Linked DNA regions of Homo sapiens: region 1 is linked to region 2. A link is a loop called in an ENCODE intact Hi-C map of the cell type or tissue named here. Cell type or tissue: MCF 10A. All regions are shown on one strand.

Region 1 (8,000 bases), 420 kb before region 2:
AAACCAATCATGCCTTCCCAACAGTCCCCCAAATTTCAGCATTAACTCATAAGTCCACAGTCCCAGGTCTCATCTGAGACAAGGAAAGTCCCTTCTGCCTATGAGCCTGTAAAATTAAAAGCAGGTTAATTACTTCCAAGATAACAATGGCGGTACAAGCACTGTAAATACACCCATTCCAAATGGGATAAATTGGCCAAAACAAAGGGGCTACAGGCCCATGCAAGTCCGAAATTCAGTAGGGCAGTCAAATCTTAAAGCTCCAAAATGATCTCCTTTGACTCCGTATCTCACATCCAGGTCACACTGATGAAAGAGGTGGGTTTCCATGATGTTGGGCAGCTCTGCCCCTGTGGCTTTGCAGGGTACAGCCTCCCTCCTGGCTGCTTTCACAGGCTGGCATTGAGAGTCTGCAGCTTTTCCAGGCACATAGTGCAAGCTGTCAGTGGATCTACTGTTCTGATGGCCCTCTTCTCACAGCTCCACTAGGTAGTTCCCCCGTGGGGACTTTGTGTGGGGGCTCCCACCCCACATTTCCCTTCTGCACTGCCCTAGCAGAGAGGTTCTCCATGAGGGCTCCACCCCTATAGCACACCTCTACCTGAACATCTAGGCGTTTCCATACATCCTCTGAAATCTAGGTGGAAGTTGCCAGACCTCAGTTCTTGACTTCTGTGCACCTGCAGTCCCAACACCACATGTAAGCCACCAAGGCTTGGGGTTTGCACCCTCTGAAGCAACAGTGTACATTGACCCCTTTTAGCCACGCCTGGGACACAGGGTACCAAGTCCTGAGACTGCACAAAGCAGCAAGGCCCATGAAACCATTTTTTTCTCATAGGCCTCCCAGCTTGTGATGGGAGAGGCTGCTGGGAAGACCTCTGACATGCCCTGGAGACATTTTCCCCATTGTCTTGGCAATTAACATTTGGCTCCTCATTATTTCTGCAAATTGCTACAGCTGGCTTGAATTTTGCCTCAGAAAATTGTTTTTTCTTTTCTGTCACATAGTCAGGCTGCAAATTTTCTGAGCTTTTATGCTTTTCTTCCCTTTTAAACATAAGTTCCAATTCCAAACCATGTTTTTGTGAATGAATAAAACTGAATGCTTTTTTTTTTTTGGGAGATGGAGTCTTGCTCTGTCACCCAGGCTGGAGTGCAGTGGCGTGATCTTGGCTCACTGCAAGCTCCGCCTCCTGGGTTCATGCCATTCTCCTGCCTCAGCCTCCTGAGTAGCTGGGACTACAGGCGCCCACCACCACGCCCGGCTAATTTTTTTTTGTATTTTTAGTAGAGACGGGGTTTCACCATGTTAGCCAGGATGGTCTCGATCTCCTGACCTCGTGATCCGCCCACCTTGGCCTCCCAAAGTACTGGGATTACAGGCGTGAGCCACCGCACCCAGCCAAAACTGAATGCTTTTAAGAGCACCCAAGTCAACTCTTGAGTGCTTTGCTGCTTAGAAATTTATTCCACCAGATACCCTAAATCATCTCTCTCAAGTTCGAAGTTCCACAGATCTCTAGAGCAGGGGCAGAATGCTCCCAGTCTCTTTGCTAAAGCATAGCAAAAATCACCTTTGCTGCTCCAGTTCCCAATAAGTTCCTCATCTCTGTTGGAGACCACCTCAACCTGGACTTCATTGTCCATATCAAGATCGGCATTTTGGTCAAAGCCATTCAGCAAGTCTCTAGGAAGTTGCAAACTTTCCCACATTTTCCTGTCTTCTTCTGCACCCTCCAAACTATTTCAACCTCTCCCTGTTACCTAGTTCCAAAGTTACTCCCACATTTTCAGGTATGTTTACAGCAGCAACCCGCTCTACCGGTACCAATTTACTGTATTAATCTGTTCTCACACTGTTAATAAAGATATACCTGAGACTGGGTAATTTATAAAGGAAAGAGGTTTAATTGACTCACAGTTCCACATGGCAGGGGAGGCCTAACAATCATGGCAAAAGGCAAAGGAGGAGCAAAGGCACATCTTACATGGCAGCAGGCAAGAGAGCATGTGCAGAGGAACTGCCCTTTATAAAACCATCAGGTCTCAAGAGACTCACACACTATTAGTGGAACAGCCACATGGGGGTAACCACCCCCATGATTCAATTACCTCCCACCAGGTCCCTCCCATGACGTGGGGATTATGAGAACTGCAATTCAGGATGAGATTTGGGTGGGGACACAGTCAAACCATATCAATTAGTAATTAGCATTTTTTGTTTTTGGGTTTTTTGAGACAAGGTCTGGTTTGGTTCTGTTATCCAGGCTGGAGTGCAGTGGCATGATCTTGGCTCAGTGCAACCTCCACCTCCCAGGCTCAAGTGATCCTCCTGCCTCCACCCTCTAATAAGCTGGGACTGTAGGTGTGTCAGCATGTCAAATAATTTTTTTATTTTTTGTAGAGACAGGATTTTGCCATGTGCCCAGGCTGGTCCCAAAACCCTGAGTTCAAGCAGCCTGCCCACCTTGGCCTCTCAAAGTGCTGGGATTACAGGCATGAGCCACTGCACCCAGCCTAGTGATCCAGTTTTAATATGAAATGGTGTCATATTAGAGCCTTAGATTATGTACTTATTAATAAATCTAAAAATGGTTTTGAAATGTATATAAAATATATGTTGTGTATGCACAAATGAATACAAAATATAAAATATAAAATATACACATTCATTTCTATACATACAAAATTTAGATGTGTATATATATTTGTGTATGTGTATATATTTGTATATAAATAGAATATATACACATTATAAATGTGTATAAATACAAAATAATGCATATATATATTATGTAGTCCTAGCTACTGGGAGGCTGAGGCAAAAGGATTGCTTGAGCCCAGGAGTTTATTATACAAAATAATGTGTATATACATTTTGTATTTGTACAAAATAATGTGTACATGTATACAAATATAAATGATATATATACCCAAATATAAGTGAAATATTTACACACACACACAAATACAAATGAAGTTGTTTTATAGTCAAAACCCTGCCCTCTAGTGTTTATGGAAAATATGCCGTTATTTCAGAAATGTCAGATTAAGTATATTCTCTATGTCACCAGTAGAGTGAGTCCTTGTACAGGGAAACAACTTCTCCACATTTTGAGAAAGTTGAAATCTTCAGACTTTTATTTTCTTCAAAATCAAATTGATATATTTTATCAATATGCGACATCATACTTTTATAAAAATATCTTTGTGACAGGTTATGTATTTTATCACCTAAAATAAGCAATAATATTAATGTAAGCATTTTTCCTAATTATATAAAAGTAATTCAGATTCTTTATTGAAAATTCCAAAAAAGAAAAAGAAAAATGGAAATAATCAAGGAAAATTACTGCTGACATTTTAACATATATTTTTCCATTCTTTATGCATATTTTAAAAATTGAAATTGGGATCACAATGTATATACTTTTTTGTAAGAGAGTAAAATAAATCATATATAACTGGTTTGTTAAAATAGTAGTCTTTTGCTATCTCTGCAGACTTAAGTACCTGGGTTTTTTTTTTTTTAACAGAATAGTTGAAGTGGGAAAACCATTTGAGAAGACCATATTTACTGTGACTATCAATTGTGTTTCCTTAGAAACAAACCCCTCAGAGGAAGAAAAAAAGTAACATTTATTACTGTTTAGTAAATATTAGGTGACATATTTAATGAAATCATCAGTTTGGGTCAATAATTCATAAGAAGAGGTTGAGATTAGAAATAAAAGCATTTTCCTTTATTCAAATTTTTTATGTTTACTGTTATATATTAGATAAATCTTAGCAATTTTCACTTTTACGTAAGCACAAGATGTTTAGGAAATACAAGATAGAGAACTTTGCAAGATATATTTCCAGATAGGTACTTAATGGACTTCAACAGGCATATTTTTTGGAAAGATGGTTCCATGTATTTGTAAACTTCGCTAAGTCAAAAGGTATAGTGCAATATCACATATATAAACTTGTCAATTAGTAAGCTATCCTTTTCTTTGTGTATTTAATCCAGTAGACTGGATGGAAAGTCTTGTTTTGGTTGTTATTAAAGGTTTGTTAACAGTGTTAAAGAACAAGAGGCAGAGGCAGTAAGTTTAGATTTTTTGGAATATCTAAATAGGCATTCCCATGTTTCACTATGTTATAATTCATTATCCTGCTTCTTCTACACTACCTACTCAACATCTCCAGTTCATTTCTCATCACTTTTCCCTGTTCATTGTCTGGGTTTTGTGAGTGATTTCCAAGAGACAAATGTAACAGTGTATATATAGTCAGTATTTTAACATTTTGGTTATCAGCTTTAATTATAGTTTTCAGGAGTTAATGCATCTAACTATGTTACCTACCCGTGGAAAAATACTGCATGCAAAGAAAAGCTAGAACTCTAAAGATAATCGTGGGCTGGGCATGGTGGCTTATGCCTGTAATCGCAGCACTTTGGGAGGCCAAGGTGGGAGGATGGCTTGAGCCTAGAAGTTTGAGACCATCCTAGTCAACATAGTGAGATGCTGCCTCTACAAAAAATTTTAAAAAGTATCCAGGTGTGGTGAAATGAGCCTGTATTCCTAGCCACTGGGAGGCTGAGGCAGAAGGATTGTTTGATCCCAGGAGTTGAAGGCTGCAGTGAGCTATTATATCGTGCCACTGCATTCCAGCCTCAGTGACAGAGCAAGATACGCTCTTTAAAAAAAAAAAAAAAAAAAAAAAGAACTTTGGGGTTCATTCTAGGCTTGGCCATTGGCAGCAGAACTTTAAAGTCCTCTTGATTGGGAAAATGTTAGTTATGGATACCAGCTGTGCCTTACAGTACATTTTCCTGAACAAGTCTACCTTTTAAGCTAATATTCTAGGATTTCTAGGGATGTCTTAAGAGAGTCCTATTAAACATTATGGGGGAACTAATGCCCTCCTAAGCCACCCATCTCGTAGGTGTTACTATTAGTCTGGTGTTTCCATTTTTTAATAGATGAAGAAACCAAGTCTCAGAAGTTTAAGCCACTTGCACAAAGTCAAGTAATTTGCAAGTAACATAGTTTGCAACTGACTGTTTATTTTTATTCACCATACTAGCTAACTTACCTCCTCTGCATTATGAAATTCATCATCAATAGGAGGAATTTCACTAATTGAAACAGCATCATTTTATTGACAATTAACAGGCACTCTGAGCTTTTGCTATGTGGCAGTTTTGCCCCCACAGTATTGCTAAATCAAAAGACTTTCTCTGTCTTTTCCATTGTTTTCTCCTAGTACCTGTATTCCACTTTAAGACTGCACTCCACGGTTCACATCACCTATGCTCAAGCTTCATCTAGTGGTGAAAGTATGTAGCTGCAGGTTAATAGTTATTCAGTGTGCTAGAAATAAAAACCACTCTGATAATAAATGTCACATCTAGGATAGAAATGTTACTCTATAGTAATAAGCTTAGTGGAAAAATGATAACATGAGTGATGGGTCGTATTGCTGACATGAAAAAATGTTCACTATTTAGATCAAACGTCAAATTTAACAGCATATACTCAAATAACCTTCACAGTAGGACATTAACATTGTAGGAATGTAAAACAACCTGGGGATTCCAAAATAAGTCATTCTTGGCAAGTAAAGTTGGTTTATTAATTTTAAGTCTAGTTAATTTGTATAACCTAAGCATACAGAGTAAAGTGGCAAGCGCCCCTAGCATGTAATGATTTCCGTAGCTGAAATCATTGTGAAGGGAGTTACTATGCCAAGGAAGCTCCTTAATAGGACTATTATTTTATGCTAAAGATATCCATAGATATTTATTTCCAAGGAGGAAAAAAAATCAATGCTTGTATTTAAAGTTGTGAGGATAGTTCAACTATATAAATGGAAATAAAGTACTGCTGGAAATTTCAAATTGCAAGCTTATGCTGATCAAAGGTATATAAAAGTAAGATTTCTGGTGAATTGGATATCTGAATCCAAAGCTTGGATTGTTGAATCATCCAGTGAGAAACTGATTTTAAATAATTTTCTCTCTGTTTTGAGAAATGCTATAGAAATAGCATGTCTTGCAGTCACAGCATTGTAGTTTTTGGAGCATGTCTCAGTTCTTAAATCTTCAGTTGACTTCTATGCTAAGAGATTTCTTATCCTGAATCTTACAAGTGAACATGAGTCTTTTTGAGGCATAGATTGAATTGTTTTGAAAAGAAATCTCCACCTTGAGTATAACTCTGTTCAGTTTAATGACCTCGAACATCTATGTTTATGCTAAAAATATTTTTGAAAGGCATGATTTAAAATTTTCCTAGATAGCTTTTAAAAGAGACCAAAACCTTCAAAGTCATCTCACAGATAGTCATTTTGAATTACCAGAAGTCAAACAAAATTATTATATTTTTATCATAACTAGACTCAGTTTTAAGCTACAGTATTCTTCAGGTGTCCTTTGAATAATTACATTTGTGCATTTCCTAGGCAGATTGGAAGACACAGTTGAATGTCTATTTTATAGAAGTCAGCATGAATTTACTCTTACATTTTTAGAGAAATTTGAAGTTTGGTATCTTCTCTTTAGATATATTATTGGTTGTATTTATGGCTTATTTGATATAGGGTTCATGGCCAAAATGCAGGGAAACTTCAGTTATTAGTGTTATATCATGATTTCTAGGCATATGCCAAGGTAAAGAGTGGTGTCTTTTTTTCACAAATGCCTGCTAAAATATAATCTATGAGATTAGATTGGGAATTTGCATTATTTCACAGTTAATATACAAATCAGCGGGTATCTGCTACCTTCCTCATGCTATCAATCTTTATTGTCTGATCACTATGAATTATCCATCTTTCCATTTCTTCTTCTTCCAACCACAAATAACATTTGATAAATATCCAGACACTCAATTTTAGAAAACATGCTTTTAATTTAATTTTTATTTAATGTAACATTATTTATATGCATCCTTGTTTAAAAAAATTGTATTGCCTTACAATGCAATCTGGAATCTGCAAAATAAATTGTAAGTGAGAAAGAAAAGGGAACAAGTTAATTTTAGTTTGAATTAATTTTTGGTAAATTGTTTTTAGTAACTATTTTAGAGAGTAACATGATCTATTACTCTTTTACATGTGTTACTTCCTATGTAAAGCGTTCTGTATGTAATTAGATGCTAACATTTGTGTGTGAGAGTGTGTTGTTAACTGTAGTAGGGAGCAGCAGATAGTAAAATACTTTGACATGTGAATTTCCTGGAACATTCAGGATTCAGTATTGGCATCCTGTATTATAATGTTACTTTTCTATTCAACATTAGTTTGGGTCTTTAAAATATTGTTATTAGGGTTTTTCTCTGACGTCTTCACATTGAGGGTTAGGAAGATAGAGAACAAATAAAACAGTTGAATCATAATATGCAATTCAAGAAAAGGGAACAAGTTGATTTTTGTTTGAATTGCTTGAAATTTGAAATTTCCAGCAGCACTCAGTTTTCTTTAATACAGTTAGCCTATCCTCATAACTAAATACAAGCACTGATTTTCCCTCCTTGGAAATAAGTATATGTGGACATCTTTAGCATAAAATAATATACGAGTGTTACAGGTTCTTAACTTGGGCATATATATAAGCCTTGGAGGTCAAAAACAGTGGGTTAGTTAGTATTCAAATTAGAAATTTCTTTTCCATGCAGACTAGATTTAACATTGAGCACAGTGAATTGACTCTACTACTCTTTGATACAGATTTTGGAGAGCTGCCTCTTTGTCGAATCAGATTCTTTATTGCCATGAACTAATGAAACAGATGTCAGATGGCTAATTGCAGTAGGAGAGAAAAGCTACTGACAAAAGAGATGGTTCAGGAACTTGGCCTTGATATTTGAGTATCATGAAATCTCATTATCTGGGGACTATTCAGAGCCATCAATTACAGTGCTGTCACTATTAATGAATATATTGATGGCATTGCACCGCGGCTTCTTGAAGTAAAGGGTTAAAGTACATGCATATTGTGTAAGATA
Region 2 (8,000 bases):
ATGGCGGGAAGGCAGAAAGAGAAGGGTTCATGGTCTCCACAAAGTTGCTGATTGGTTAGACAAATTGCTAAGATTGATTGTTGGCAATTGATGAGTGGTTTGTAGTTGGTTTTTGCTATCTGAAGGCGTGAATGCACCCCACTGGCTGTAGGCATGAATCTTTGACATGAGATAAGGAGGATGACTGGAGAATTTCCTAACTCAGGAGCTGCCAGAGAGACTCCAGCTTCTGTCAATTGAGGTATTCTACATCCACAATGCTGACAGGTATCAGTCACTTTTTAGCCATTTGAACATGTTCAAAGAGCCATTTCTTGGTACAGGGTTATTTTTTTACTTGTTTGACCATATGTAGTTTTAATTTTAGCAGTTAATTTTCACATTTTTCATCCATTTTTTGGAATGTTACCTTTTGGTCTTTTATTTTAAAAAATCATAACGACATTTTAATCCTTTGCTTTTAAAATGAGGAACAGGAAGCACTAGCATAAAGGGAGAGTTCTAAGGATCCTATTCAAACCCTGAAAATATGGGACACCCCTTTTTCTCCTCCCCGAAACTCTGTAGGGCTTTTGATGATTGGAAAAACATTTCGAATCCCAGCCTCAGATAAGGAAAGGCAATTTCAAGAAGTCAGCCCCCCTGGGAAGAGTCACACTTCCACTACAACTAAATGAAACAGAGAAAATAGCTGAACACTTGGAAGAATCAGCAGCTCTTCATTTTTCTAGTAACATATGCTACCTAGATACCCATAGATGTTTTTGTATTTATATGACGATGCCATTGTTCCAGGAACAATGTTCAGACCCCATAGCTTATACTAACACTAAATTCAGAAAATGTCAAATGTAGTGAGATGAATATAAGTTGATCAGTTCTGACCATGAGATTCAAATTCTACCTAGGGATGTTAGGTAATTCAGAAAATGAGGTAATGTCATGTGTCTTTAGTGACTTAGAGTATGCTGAGGTGACATCAACCCACAGAAACACAAATTAGAGCCAATGAATCAATTACAGCTGAGAGAGGCTGGGGCCTCTCTCAAGTCGATTGAAAGTTGTGGCCTTTGAAAGGACAGTGAGGCCAGAAGAAGAGGCATTTGCAAAGCAGAGAAACATTTAAAAACATTTAATCTAAAACATAAAATGTCTTACCAGTCATTCTCTTCTCCATTTCAGCCTCCACTCATACTGCCATGCTAGATATTTTTTCATGGCCTGATAGCAATTTGGATTATATTTTCCATTTCTGGGAAGTTTGTCTTCATAATAAAATAAGGTCCCACTTGTTTGAAGCCAAGTGCATGGTGAGACAGAAAGGAATGTCTCTTCTAGGCAACCACCAGGGGGTAGTCTGGATCTGATTTTAGAGTAAGTGAGGAGCCCAAACTGAGGTGGGTTTGAGAATTCAGGGTTTTTTTTGGTGTGTGTGCCCATTCTTGGTTTCGGTCTTTAAACCTTGGGAATCCAGTTTCAGGACTGCGTTATACTTTGGGCATAAAGAAACTTTCCAAAAGCAATTTGTCTAATCATATTTTGAGAGGCTTCTTGACTTCTTCCTCAACAAATGGCTTTTTAACATCTGCACTGGTGAATCTAGGCCTGGGGTCCCAACTAAGCTCTCAACCCTCAGAACTTCAAACCTTTCACCTTCAAATGACCCCGAGATTAACAAGCTGATTTCCTTGAGGTCACAATAACCTGGAATAAGTCTCCAAAGCATAGATACCCTTAAAAAGCCAGAGGAAACAAATTAGCATTCTGAGTGGGAACTGTCCTATCAGTCACTTTGCCTCTTAAGGACAATTAAAATGTGGTCAGGCTGGCCGGACGCGGAGGCTCAAGCCTGTAATCCCAGCACTTTGGGAGGCCAAGGCGGGCGGATCACGAGGTCAGGAGATCGAGACCATCCTGGCTAACACGGTGAAACCCCATCTCTACTAAAAATACAAAAATTGGCCGGGCGTGGTGGCGGGCGCCTGTAGTCCCAGCTACTCGGGAGGCTGAGGCAGGAGAATGGCGTGAACCCGGGAGGCAGAACTTGCAGTGAGCCGAGATCGCGCCACTGCACTCCAGCCTGGGCGACCGAGCCAGGCTCCGTCTCAAAAAAAAAAAAAAAAAATGTGATCAGGCTGAGAAGCCAAAATATAATTCCATAATTTTAATTAGAATATGACTTTCACTGTATCTGATTCATCCAGATAAGTCAGTTTTATTTCTTATTTATTTTATTTTTATTGAAAAATTGGAATGGTAAAAATTTCTAATAGTACTGGAGGCTAGAAAATAAAAAGTAAAATACATTTCTACTCCATAGTCCATCTCCCTTTTCCAGAGATAACCACTACCAATAGGGTCTTGTTTATTCTTCTAGAAAAAAATGTATACATAAACATATATATTCCATTTTTTAAACGAGTGAGAACATCTCATGTACACACATCTGTGTTTTGCTTTTTCATTTTATTTTTACTATATGTTTTTTTGGGAGGTTCCTTGAGAAAATGTCTTTATGATTATGGTTGAGTATACATCTTGGCAAAACTGCTAAGTCTGTGTTTACGTGTATTTGAATTTTTGTTTTATTGAGGTATAATTGATATGTGAAAAATTTTCATGTTTAATGTATATATTTTGATGTATCTGGATATATGCATACATCTGTGACCCCATCATCACAATCAAGATACTAAACATATTTTAGTTTTTGTTTTCATCTCCAAAAATTTTCTTGTGTTTTTTTTGTGTTTTGTGTGTGTATGTGTGGCAAGAATACTTAACATGAGATCTCCTCTTAACATATTTTAAAGTGTACAGTAGCATGTTATTAACTATAGGCACTATGATGTATAGCAGATCTATAGAACCTCTTTATCTTGCATAATAGGACTTTGTACTCATTGTGCACCAACTCCCCTTTCCTGTATTTTAATTTTTTGATGGATATTACCAGGTTGCCTGCCAAGGAGACTGCCCCAATTTCTACTCTGATTATCATAATTTGAAAGTATTCATTTCTCCGTACCATGGCCAATACAGTACTTTCAAAACTTTTGATCTGTGACACTATATTGGATAAAAGGTATATCCCACTGTTTGAGTTGGCATATCTTTAGTTATAAGTCAGTTTGAATATCTTCTGACCTGCATATAAGCCTTTTGTAATTCCTTTTCTTAGGTTTCATCTGGATTATCATGTTGCCTTCTGGCACCTTTGAGGACAAGAACAACACACAGTCTTTGAGGTCATATTGTCATTGGTGTTGGCAATGACATTTAGCAGCTGTGTGTAAACACAGTATTGTTTCATTATAAAACTGTGGTGAAAGATAAGGGTACTTTGATTGTTATAGTGGGAGAGAAACATTATACATCCCATCTGACAGGCACTTGATTAGTATTGTGATACCACACAGTCTATGCTCTGTAAAATGTTTGCATTTCCCTTTGAAATGGATTTTACTCCTTTACTCCTTAAATAAAAACATTCCTCATAATTCTTATACCATAAACTGCTACAAACAGCCAGATTTATTTTTGTCAACTTGTATTTGAAAATCTTTTGCAGCATTATTTTAGTCTTACGAAAAAGCAAATTGGTCATGATTAACATTTAGAAATATCTTTTTAGTAAGCAAACATTTTCATTCAGTATATTCTCTGGCAATGCCTTTTTGAGCTGCTTGGCTTATAAACACATAATATACACTAATTGTGGAAACCAGGAAGCTGGTATTCTCTCTTATTTTGGTAGAAGCTGCTTTGCATAGGTTGTATTTATTAGCTATGCTGGTGACACACATCGTCTGTGACTAATGTGGAAATGCTGATAGTTTACAAGCAGCAGATAAAATAGGCCTTAGGATGTGAATAAATTTAGGATCAGTACATATTTTTAAAATCCTGCTAAAAACCAAGATAAAAATAAAGAAGCAAAGATGGTTTTCATTATTATCATGACCAGTACTTTTAAAATGGTTTTCTTAGTGAGGAATAGCAGCCTCAGGGCAGGGGAAATATAATGGGATTAAAATAAAACTAGTGCCATGATCTTAATGTCTAAATAGATTAATTTTACCGACACAGGAAGCTATAATATCATGTCTCTGGTAATAACTGGAACATTCTTGGCCATGTTTTTGGAATTTACACGAGTGGCATACTCTAATCTCTAGGGGAAGCCTAAAGATTCCCAAAGATTCCCCACTCATTTCCTACCCCACCACCTGTGGCAGACAGATTTTAATATGGCTTTTGAGGTCTGTGTCTCCTGGTGTTCATACCTTTGTACAATACCTCCCCTAACTGTGGGTGAAATTGTTGACTTGCTTCTAATCAATACAATAGAGCAAAGATGATGGGATGCCACCTCCACGATTATGTTATGTTATAGAAGGTTCTATCATCCTGGCAGTATTCTATGGACTAATTTCCTGGTTTTGAAGAAGCAAGCTGCCATATTGTGGGCTGCCTGTATGGGTATAATGAGAAAAACCAGGAATTGTATTAAAAAACATTCCTCCCAAACTAGGAGGGAGCTGAGAGACCAAAGAATGACTCAGACAAATCCAGATTGGCAAGTAGAGGAGTTTATTAGGACTTACATGTGAGGCACTCCTGGATGGCAGCAAGACAACTTTAGAGATCCATGCTGCTTCCCATTCTTAAGCTGCTTTTAAGCTAATTTTCTGGCTCTTTGCCTACTGCATGTGTGTGTGTGTGTGTGTGTGTGTGTGTGTGTGTGTGTGTGTGTGTGTGATGGGACTGTTTTCCTTGGTAGGTTCTCAGATACTCTCTGGGATGTTTGGGTTCTCAAGGACACCTGCTCTTGGGCTGGGCACTGTGGCCTTGGCACATTGCCTGGCCTTCAGGGTTCAGGCAGTGGACATATAACCTTGCGTAACCAGGTGGGTGACTCACCATGCTACAGTGGGGAGGCCCATATGGCAAAGCACTGAAGGTGACCTGCAGAAGATGAGGGCCTCAGTCCTATAGCTGCAAGGAACTGAATTCTACCAACAACCATGTGAGTTTGGATAGAAACCCCAGGCTCAGTATCAGCTCTGACTGAGACCTTGATTGCAGCCTTGTGAGACTCTGAAGCAGAGAACCCAGATAAGCTGTGCCTAGGCTCCTGACCCGAAGAAACTATGAGAGAATAAATGTGTGTTGTTTTAAGCTGCTAAATTTGTGGTACACCACAAATAAACCACTAGACAAGAAACACAGTCTGTGGCATGTTGTAGTTTTGTTCATAATAGTCACTGTCCTTCTCTTGGAGCAAATGATACTTCCATTGGCATCACATAATATGTGGTATCCATCCCAACAGAAGGGTCATACATTTTTGCCTTTTAAACTTGGGAGTGACCATCTGATTTTCTTTGGCCCATTGAATCTGGACAGAGGCAGAAACTTTGAGAGCCAGTTTGAGGTTAGGCATATTTTTCTTTTCCCCTCTTCACCAGGCTGTCTGATTTGTGTTGAACGTGTAGTAGCAACCAAAAGTAAACTTTCCCTTTTGTAAGCCGTTGAGATTTTAGGTTACTACAGCATAACCTAGTCTTTCCTCCTGAGAAGAAATAATTCTGTCAATGACACAACTGGGTCAAGTTGCCATGCAGAGTTTTTAAAATTTTGTGGCAGGCTCCTTTAGATGGCTTTCCTCATTGTATTATCTTCCTTTGGTGATTGCTTCACAGATCATTCTTCTGTGTCTTCCAGAAACAATCTGGTGCAATCGGATAGTCTGGAGTTGAATGTTCTTGGGACTCTTATCTGAACAACCTTCTTGAGATTAGGTTACAGAGCAAGGGGAAGGAAAGGTGAAGTGTACTACTCAAGCCTTAGAAAAAGGCTGCTTCTATGGGCTAATTTTTGCATCCTCTTCCTTACTTTTTTAGAAGAAAGATTTCAAAGAGCAAGGTTAGGATGGTGTCCAGGAAAGGAACAAAGAGGCTATTTTGTCTGCTTCTTGTTGGGAGAAAGGATTCCTAAGACCGTAAGTGGTACAGCTAAGTTCTCAGGGCGAGAAACCAAGTCCTAACTGGTATAAACAGTGTTTCTTCTCTCAAAATGTCCACCATGCTATGACTCCTCAAGATTTAGCCATGTTAAGTAGCTAGTAAAGGACAGAGGGATTTTTAGGTTCCTAGCATTTCTCTCTTTGGAGATCCAATGAGCACTGCTGATGGTACTTAAATATTGAAGGATAGTAGAGGAAGGCAAGATGATATGTTTCCCTCAAATGCTACCTTAATTGATCATTTAATGAAGGACAGGACATTTTCAGAATTTGCATTCTTGTCAGAGTATAGAACAGAGACTATTTCTAAATTCCTTTGGAAATATTTTAATGTGAAATAGGATAATTTTCTACACAATGCTTAACGTTGACTAATATTGACTTACCGTCACCTGAATCAGCAGACCTGGGTTGGAATTCTTACTGTTTCATTTGTTTTTATATTTTTTATTTTCTTTTCCCTCTAGATTTATTGAGTCATAATTGACAAAAAAGTTATATATTTGTGGTACACAAAATTATAATTTGCTATATATACATTATGAAATTATTGCCACTATCAAGCTAATTAACGCATCTCTCCACTTAGTTACCGTGTGTGGAGGGGTGTGTGTGTGGTGAGAACATTTAAGATCTCTCAGCAAACTTCAAGTACACATATGTTAATAATACTGTTGTTTACTCTGCCATTTAATTGATTGTATGCCCTTGGATAAATGTCTTCAACTCTGTGATTCAGTTTCTTCATCTATAAAATATACCTATCTCCCATGATTTTTAAAGAATTAACTAGTACATGTAAAGTGCCTGATTAATAAACTTAACGTACTCTTATTAATTGCCACATGTGCTTTACAACAGACAAACTTCTTACCATATTGTTGAAGAGGAGACCTCATATGCCCAAATGTCAATTCATATACTTTCAGTTGGTTTTTTCCTGTGCTTCCAGATTGGCTATTTCACACATTTATTAGAATAACTGTAGAAATCACAGCTTTCTTTAAGCCTCTTTTCTTGTTACACTCCTCCTACCAGCTGTTTTTTCTCTAGCAACAAAGTTGGAACTATAGTTTAAAAAAAAAAAACTAGTTATGCCGATAAAGGAGAAAAAAATATTTTTGCTTCAGATGCAGTCACTTGCTTCCTTTGTATCAGGAAAGGAATCAGGCAGCTATCAACTAAACACAAAGGTTCTGATATGCACCATACCTATTTGTCACTGGCAGCCCTGCCTAGGTCAATAGCATAATAAAATTTCCTTCTAGGGCAAAAAGATTGACCTGAGAATGGGACAGAATTCGTAATTAATTGGTGGAGGCTGAGGAAAACTGGTAGAGTGTCAAAATCAGGATGTCTCTAAGTGAGATGAAAGTTTCAGAGGTTTTTGATTCAGGTGGACAGGATTTGGGCTAAGGGAGGCTTTAGGATGGCCATGATTCTTGTTGATGTTTGGTAACTAGAGTATAAGGACTGAGGCTTGATTGAAATAAGATGAAGAATCTGGAAGCATGACTCATTCCTGAAGACAAAGTTTCTACAGGAATTAGGAGTTAGATAGGACCACAGGTGTCCAGGGTAGAAGGCTAAGCTGTATTAAGCCTGGGGGTACTGCATGTCTGATGGGAGTAGATTAGGAAAGCTGTAGCTCACTGACCACTGAAAACCACAAACACTGAGAAACTCAGAAGGAACCACCAGCCTGACTGTCCCTGGTAAGAGCTTGGCTATGGCTGAACTCCCAAGAGGAAGACACTATACCTGGCAGCTTGGGTGAGGCTGAGACAGACACATAGAGTTGAAACCTGCAGTGCATTATTTTCTTTGTCTTTTCAAAGCAGAGCCATTTTATATTTAAAGGGGTCAAAAGTACAACCCCTACTGTTGTTAGCTCCCAGCTGTTTGCTGACATGTGTGGAAATGAAAATTTGGGAGGGGCTGGTCCTTGACCTCATTAGCATGTGTGGTTTTA

Evidence for each region. A loop is a pair of places that touch in the nucleus more often than their neighbours do. Peaks named below come from ENCODE experiments on the same cell type or tissue, not always from the same donor. Only the 100,000 strongest peaks of a DNase experiment are listed, where the experiment ranks them.
Region 1: it touches region 2 in a loop (8-fold over the local background); 2 of 110 quality-filtered maps call a loop at or near these places.

The regions. Positions count from the first base shown.
Region 1 is chr2:152,737,878-152,745,877 of GRCh38, forward strand. The region is part of intron 3 of ARL6IP6 (ARF like GTPase 6 interacting protein 6); the gene reads left to right. Among named protein-coding and RNA genes, the nearest start is that of ARL6IP6, 23 kb to the left of the region's middle. In MCF 10A, CTCF peaks have their summits at 3,066 and 5,348; a DNase peak (open chromatin) is centred at 3,054.
Region 2 is chr2:153,161,911-153,169,910 of GRCh38, forward strand. It overlaps a transcript of GALNT13 not described here. Among named protein-coding and RNA genes, the nearest start is that of RPRM, 310 kb to the right of the region's middle. In MCF 10A, a CTCF peak has its summit at 1,352 (motif pointing right); DNase peaks (open chromatin) are centred at 1,351 and 4,891.